Regions from separate parts of the Homo sapiens genome. Here region 1 is linked to region 2. Evidence: chromatin contacts called from ENCODE Hi-C or POLR2A ChIA-PET data. All regions are on one chromosome and are shown on one strand. Each heading gives the region's core, a stretch centred on a gene start or an enhancer-like site at or near the end of the contact. The rest is flanking DNA. Distances are from core to core; before and after follow the strand shown.

The links. A loop is a pair of places that touch in the nucleus more often than their neighbours do. ChIA-PET counts read pairs that join two places held with the same protein, here RNA polymerase II (POLR2A). Pooled maps may share reads with other maps.
Region 1: a loop to region 2 is called in a pooled map, with 2.8 times the contacts of the local background. The contact joins the enhancer-like site here to the promoter of USP3-AS1 in region 2. A Hi-C loop is called at or near these places in 1 of 50 pooled maps. POLR2A ChIA-PET finds 5 or more read pairs at or near these places in 2 of 52 experiments (Panc1 and naive thymus-derived CD4-positive, alpha-beta T cell).

The regions. Positions count from the first base shown.
Region 1 is chr15:63,231,095-63,234,932 of GRCh38, forward strand. The region is part of intron 1 of RAB8B (RAB8B, member RAS oncogene family); the gene reads left to right. Among named protein-coding and RNA genes, the nearest start is that of RAB8B, 43 kb to the left of the region's middle. Within about 2 kb of position 1,482, at least 6 of the 41 ENCODE cell types and tissues checked have a DNase peak (open chromatin) inside an H3K27ac peak, as active enhancers do.
Region 2 is chr15:63,599,406-63,603,165 of GRCh38, forward strand. USP3-AS1 (USP3 antisense RNA 1) reads right to left here and starts at 1,422. Exons shown (of 3, transcript NR_034080.1): 1 at 1,184-1,422. FBXL22 (F-box and leucine rich repeat protein 22) reads left to right here. Exons shown (of 2, transcript NM_001367807.1): 2 at 1,292-1,836. The coding sequence ends at 1,634. RefSeq lists enhancers at 539-1,256, 1,519-2,336 and silencers at 1,324-1,613, 2,034-2,163.

The DNA of each region.
Region 1 (3,838 bases), core at 232-2,731, 370 kb before region 2:
TTTCCTGGAAAGTAAAAATATGTATACAGCTAAAGTTTGTTTTAACCCTGGTTATTATCTGATACATTACATGGATAGCATTCTTTTTAATTTTTTCTTTTTAAGAATTCATTCTAAAAGGGAAAAGAGATATCATTTGTTTTTAGTTAGTTGTACTATGTAGTGTTATTACTTAGTTCTATTAGTTTATTTTTTTAGCTTTCATTTACCTCTAAATGAATGGAAAATACGATACATGGTCAATACTTGGAAAGAGCCAAATAATCAGTTTCACTGCATTTTTGGTGCAACATCATTGGAATGTAGTTGTAATTTTTTCCAGTGATAATTCCAGTGATTTGGCAATATGGTCTTCCCATAGCAATAGCGCCTTAGTACCTAAAATCAGGGATTTGCGTGTTTTTTGTTTTTTTTTTTAACTTCAGTTTTTGAATGTCTTCAGAGTATTCACCTCACCCTTAAATGAAACAGATCTGACTCAGTTGTCAGAATTCAAACAAGGAAATTCTAGGTTTAGGAAATAATAGAGGTTCATACTCGAGGGGTTTTCCTGCTACAAAGGTACACTTTATCAGAAACAATGGATGCAGCAAGAGAGACGCAACTGGTTTTGTTTTGGAGCAGTTTGGTTCTTGAGATAATGATGAATTAATAGTGGGGAAAGAAATGGAAGCTCAGAGGCATTCTGAACTTTCATTCTTTAAGAAAGGTTAGTTCACCAGTTAGCCCCTTTATGAAAAGAGACTTTATTGAAGGTACAACATCTGTTCACTGAGAATCTCTAAAATCCACATTTTGACATCTTCGAGCTTATTGCTACTTCTAGATTGAGTAACACTTGAAACACATTTCCTTTTCAAAGTGCAAGATTTGCAAAAGAGACTTGTCATGAAGTCTTTTGGCCTGGCTTAAATGGTGAGCTGAATGCTGGATAATCTCTGCTGGCTCCTTAATCAGATTTAAAATTCTCAGTGTTTCCTAATTGTTTCTGCATACTTTACCTGAGTTGTAGCTGTATTATTACACTTTATTTGCTATTTTTGTCTTTCTTGACTTTTGGTAGTTCTAGCATTTAGAAACCTTTTATTTATGATTCAACACATAGTTATATTTTAGTAGTTATCATTTGATATATAGTTATTTATTTTGCTCATTTATTTCCCAGAGATATATTAAGGGTTAATTAGATCATTATATTTTAACCTTACAAATTAAAGCCCTTCGAGACTCAAATAGAGACATTGTTTAAAACTATTCTTAATTGTACTATTTGTATATCTATAATGCATGTTTATGGCTCAAAGAGAAATTAGTAAATTCTTCCTAATTTCTGAAATTAGTTTATGAGTTTGTTATATTTTGTTGGTATGATTAGATCTTATGGGTACAGCTGTCATATGAAGAATGCCAAGAATTGAATTTAATTTAGTAACAAATAGAAAATTCTGAAACAGTGTAAAGCCGTTCAGCTTTTTTAGCAGGAAGTGGTAATGTGTGTCACTGTTGACATATATAAATGCCATTTAATTTGCCACTTCCTATTCATAGGATGGAAGAACCAAACACGTCAGAAAATTCTAGTCCATCTTCTTAGTTTATCAGGTTTTTTTTTAAGGGCAAGTTATATTTGCTGACCATTTGTCCCCCTTAAAAAATGCCCCGTTTTCCTCTGTTGGGTTGAACAAAGCTAAAATAAACGTATTTGGCTGCCAGTGATCATTTCACACTGTTGTTAAATGTTTTCTAAACTTACTTTTATTGTGTTTTTCCTCCTAAACTTTAGACTTCCTAATTTTCAAACAAGAAAACAATTTTAATATAAATAAACAAAAATTTAAATAGTTATAAATATATCCAGCAAAATAACTTATACTTGGTGAAAATAGCTTTATAACTTATGCGACGTATATTTATGAAAGAACAATGCCTTGACCTCTTTTTTTTCAATCTAAGTAGCATTCTTTTTTTTTTTCTTTTTTGTTGAGAATAGTCTCATGGCATGCCAGGGCTGGGGAGTGGTGGCGCAATGATCATAGCTCACTGCAGCCTTTAACTCCTGGCCTCAAGCTATCCGCTCACTTCAGCCTCCCAGGTAGCTAGGACCACAGGCACGTGCCACCACATCCAGCTAATTTTTAATTTTTTTTTTTTTAGAGGTGGGGTCTCATCATGTTGCCCAGGCTGGTCTCCAACTCCTGGCCTCAAGTGATCCTCCCACCTCAGCCTCCCTAAATGCTGGGATTACAGGCATTAGCCACTGTTCCCAGTCTCAATCTAAGTAACATTCTTGATTTATTTCTACCTTTACATTTTCTCCAAGTCCTTTATTTTGAGAAAAAAATATTTTAAAGCTTCAGTTTATGACTCATTTTTTATTTCAGTAGTCCATTTTTCTAATTAGAGATTTCAACTAATTATCCTAAAATCAGCTACTCTAAAATTTCATTAATCTAAATTCAAACCAAAAAAAGCATAAGCAAAATTTGATTGTCAAAGAAAGTTTCAAAACTGGCAAGAACTGTATCTTTATTGTTAATCAAAATCTTAAGGAGGTGAATGTAGCATTTCTTTAAAGTAGACTTCAATATTTGGGAAACTATTTTTCTATTTCTGGAAGATCTCTGAAATGTAAATATACAAACCACATAACCCATATTCAGATAGCCTGGGATCACGTGTTTCCAAATGTACTTTTGAAACAAAGTCCTGTTTTTTTTTCCTTTTTAACTGTAAAAGCACAGTATTTAACTTCTGCTTCTTAAAGTGGGTCAAAGGGGATAGATAACCTTTGTAGAAAAATGTGCAGTGCTGTGAGTAAACCCAGCATTGAAATCTTGCATTGTTATGATTCATTGAAAGGCTGAATGACCCAGAAGTCTGAATTTTTTTTCAAGGTTCTCATGACTGCAGCCAAATTAGTCTTTTAAAAGAAATTCAGTGGGAACGAGGTATAGAAAACCTTAGTTGAAGGTCCCTGATGTTTTTCTACCCCTGATTTTTCTGGACCAGGCAGCAGACTTCCCCAGGAGACCCAAGATAGTACTCAAAGCAGGAGAGCTGTGTGTGTTCTAAGCTGCAGCACCCACCGGCCAAAATGCATCAAGTCACAGCTTATGCTGAAGGTCAGGAGAACTAGTTGGCCCTAGAGAGAGAGTTCCGAAGGCCAAGAAAACTACTCTTTCCCACACTCCAGCAATGGTATCCTTTCACCCATTCACAAACGCAGGGGCAACCTCCCTATTCTCTTGAAACAGAAAAGATTATGTTATTAATATCTGTTGACTGACTAATTTAACTTTAGTGTAAAAGAGTCTTGTCAATCTGTCCCTTTACCATGTTCAATTATATCTAATTTGTGGAATGAAAAGTGGCCCAGTACTGCTCATTCCAAGTTCCTTTTCCCTGTTAGATCTGTTAACTATGGACTTGGGCCAGGTTGAAAGTTTCCTTCTTTCTGTTTTGCTGGCCAAGCCCTTCCCCTCAGCTGCCTCCAGCGACATCACTGGTTGCTGAGAAATATCTGGTAAGCAGTACTCTGGGTAAGAGCTTGCTCCTTACCCCTCACTGGTGCCACGTGGTGAGGTATCTGCGAGCTCTGATGCCCTGTGGGTTGCGCTGGACAATGCAGAAACCTCAAATACCACCCTGCCTTCTCCTCAGAGGTGCAGGAAAGAGCCTCCTGGCCCAAACCTCCCACCCCAAGGGTGGGGCAGTGGCTGTCCGCCTTCTCCCATTGAATGGAAAATCAGAACTCCTTTGTTCTTCCTGCCAGAGTGCCACTCCCAACAGTGACCCAAATGTGTATTCTTCACTTGTCCTTGGTCCAAGTCAAAACTCC
Region 2 (3,760 bases), core at 172-2,671:
TCCCACTTGACAAATGAGGAAGTGACGCCCAGCAAGGTTCAGACATCTGTCCTGGGTCTGACAGCAAATAAGTCACCAGCCAGTCACCTGAGCTGCCGGAGCCAGTTTCTTCATGTACAAAACTGGGGGTGCAGAGGTTGACGGGGTGACTAATGAGGGCACACAAACCTGAAGGAGGCCCGGGCTCGGTGTGACACCTGGCTGCACCCAACATATTTAAGTTCCTTACTTCCCTCCCCTGGCACAAAGGAGCCGAGCTGGCACAGCCAGGGGCAGTCACGGAGCTGCGGGGGAGGCTGGCAGGGAAAGGGAAACGCTTCCCCAGCCCAGACTCTAGCTCCCTCTGGCTGCGGGGAGCCAAGGCCCCGGCCCATTAGTCGGTCCTTCTGGACTGGAAGCAGGCTGGTCCCGTTTGTTTCCAGGGAAAGCGGGTTAGGACTGCCTGTGGAAGGCCCCGTTGCAGGCTCCTCACAACCCCAGTGGTAGACATTATTCCCCCCACGCAGAGGAAATGAAGGCTCCGTGAGTGACTGACACGGCGATAAACCAAGTCTAACTTGGCTCAAGATCTTTTCTTTGCTGGGAGGGGCTGGTGAGGCTGCAGCAGAGGGTCCCCCAAGCTTTCTGGCCAAGCGACCTGGGTGGGTGTCCGTGACTGTACCTGCTCAGGGCTTGCCTCTAGCTGCCTCCGAACCCTACCCTTTTCCAGGCTGGTGGCCCAGGGGATGCAGGAACAGCTCTAGTCTACTAAGCTGAACCCGGACTCAATGCTAACGCGTGCCCCCACCGCCTTGAGGGTTGGGATGGGCCTGTCACTAGGCCACCTCCAAGGAAACAAATCCCTCTTCCCACTCACGTCCCGCCGGGACATTCAGGGGCCTCAGCTTGAAGCTAGACTGGAGCAATCGCCAAGCACCGCTCCCCTGCAAGGCAGCACATCCAGAGCGAAACAAAGAGTCAAGGGTTGTGGCTCCTGGAACCGGCATTCCCTCTGTCCACAGCCGCCCCAGGACTCTGCTGGGCCGGGGTCGGGGCTTCCCACTAGGGGCTCCCAAGGCTACGAGCCAAGAACCCACGCAGATGAAGGTACGGTGGGGTGCAGGGGCAGAAAGAGGAGGGAAAATGGGCCGGCCAGAAAGCCGACTTGGAACCCTGCAGTGTCATCGCAGCCAAGTGTCTTCACCTCGCAGGGCCCGAGTCCTCCTCGGTAAATGAGTCCACTCGGTCCCATGGGGCGGTTGGGTAGCTTTAACAAGCCAGTGAGCCCCGGGTCACCGCACTCTCCTCACAGGTGCCCCAACCTGGCGTCCGTCACGCTCTCGGGCTGCGGCCACGTTACCGACGACTGCCTGGCGCGCCTGCTGCGCTGCTGCCCACGCCTGCGCGCACTGCGCCTGGAGAACTGCGCGCGCGTCACCAACCGCACGTTGGCTGCCGTGGCGGCGGACGGGCGCGCGCTGCAGACATTGCACGTGGACTTCTGCCGCAACGTGAGCGCGGCCGGCCTGCGCCGCCTGCGCGCCGCGTGCCCGCGCCTGGCCCTGCGGGCAGAGCACAGCGCCGCCATGCTGCCCGACCAGCCCCCGCGCCCGCGCGCGCCCGCCGCGGCCCTCGGCAAGCTGCTGCAGCGCTAGACGCCGCCCCGCCGCTGCCCCCGGGGAAGGAGCGCAGCCCCAGACCGTCCTGGCTTCGAACCCAGCTCTTCCACCTTCAGACCACCACCGCATATTCTGAGCCTCATTTTCCCCGTCTGCACAGTGGGGATAAGAAAGCCTACCTCACGTTACGATTTTATACATAGGATAAACGCAAGATTAAATGGATATTTGGAAAACACTCGGCTGGTTCTCACTCAACACCACCGCCTTTCCCCTCTTGCTTCCGCCCCAGGCTTTCTGCTGTGCGCTCCCCACGGAGGCGGGAGGCGCCTGCACCGTCCTCGGGGACTCCGATCGCCGTTGGACCGAAATCACCTCGGTGGGGAGGACCTGACCACTCGGAGTTCGCCGACTTGCGCTCGGGGGTGACGGGGGCCAGGGCTGCCGCGCGCAGGGGTCTGGGGAGCCTCCGGGCGGAGCGACCCAGCGAGACCCCGCCGGCTCCCGGAGTGTCCTGGGGACCGCCACCTCCAGGAGCCCCGGTGGTGATCTCGGTGAAGCAGGAGGAGGGGAAGCAGGGGCGCACGGGCAGAAGGAGCCACCGAGCCGCTCCTCCTTGCGGTTTTGCCCGCACGCGCGTCTGCCCGCCCACCTTTCCTGGGGCGGATGCGTTCCCGCAGTGACCGCACTCGCGATTGTAGAAAATTCGCTCCCAATTGTTGAATGCTTACATAAACTGCATAGTTACCCATATTTTCTACTGTTCTCATAAGGGAAAAAGAAATGATTTGGAAGAAAAAAAAAGCCTCAAACTAAACAAAAACAAAACCAGCAGCCCTGGCTAAGCTTTTGATAATGGAACCATTATAAGCTGACAAGCTAGATTTTTCACCTGTTGGATTTGCTGGACATGAGCACAAGCCTAGGCTTCCAATTTGAATTTCAGGGCTGTAGTCACTGATGTGTCACATTTAGTGAAGGCTCTCGGCCCCCCGGCAGCCGCCTGGTCCTGGGTCACTGGGGAGAATTCTGGGTGGGTGGAAGAGGCGAGGAGCACTGTGATGGGCGCTGTTCACACTCCGGCTCCACCCAGCGCCAGCTGCGACAAAGCCCTTTACCCCTCCCAGGCCAGGTGTTTCTTCTGTGTGAAAGAGGAGCTTGATCCCTACTCACAGGTTCCTTAATTCATTGCTCAAATAGGGAAACGGCAAGGAAAAAGACAAATTCTGTTCTCATGAAGCTTACCTTCTAGTGGGGGAAGAGACAACAGGTAACTGGTATATAAGAGGGTAGAAGGGCCAGGTGCGGTGGCTCAATGCCTGTAATCCCAGCACTTTAGGAGGCCAAGATGGGCGATTCACGAGGTCAGGAGATCGAGACCATCCTGGCTAACAAGGTGAAACCCCCGTCTGTACTAAAAAAAAATACAAAAAATTAGCCGGGCGTGGTGGCGGGCACCTGTAGTCCCAGCTACTCAGGAGGCTGAGGCAGGAGAATGGCGTGAACCCGGGAGGCGGAGCTTGCAGTGAGCCAAGATCGTGCCACTGCACTCCAGCCTGGGCGACAGAGAGACTCTTGTCTCAAAAAAAAAAAAAAAAAAAAAAAAATGGTAGAAAGTATTTGGAAAAAAGTGCAGGCTGTAACAAGGGCTATTAGGGATTGCTGGCAAGAGATTGGGGGGTGAAGCCTCTGAGAAAGGGTTGACCAATGTAAGCCTCACTGAGAAGATGACATCTGAGGCATGAAGTGAGGCAGGGGGCATAGATACTCCTGGCAGAGGAACAGTCAGTGCAGAGGCCGCGGACTACAGGCATGGCTCATGTGCAAGGAGATCAGAGTGGCTGGAGCAGAGTGAATGAGGAGGGAAGCTGAGTAGCAGGTATCTGAGAAGCAATGCAGCCCGCAGCTTAACTTCAACATGCTTTTAAACTTTTTTCCCATTCTCTTGAGTTTCAAGATATAACCTTGAGGAAACTCAAAATCCTTTCTCCTTAGCCTTAAAATAGACTCCACGTCCCTCCCCTTTCTCACCAGATATGCTCCCTTTTCATTTATCTAACTGTATGCTACTATTTAATTGTGTGATGTCTTAGAAGTTTCAGTGGCTAATCTTGAGACAGACCAAGCCTGGAGACCCAGCTGCAAACCTCCAAAAATTACTT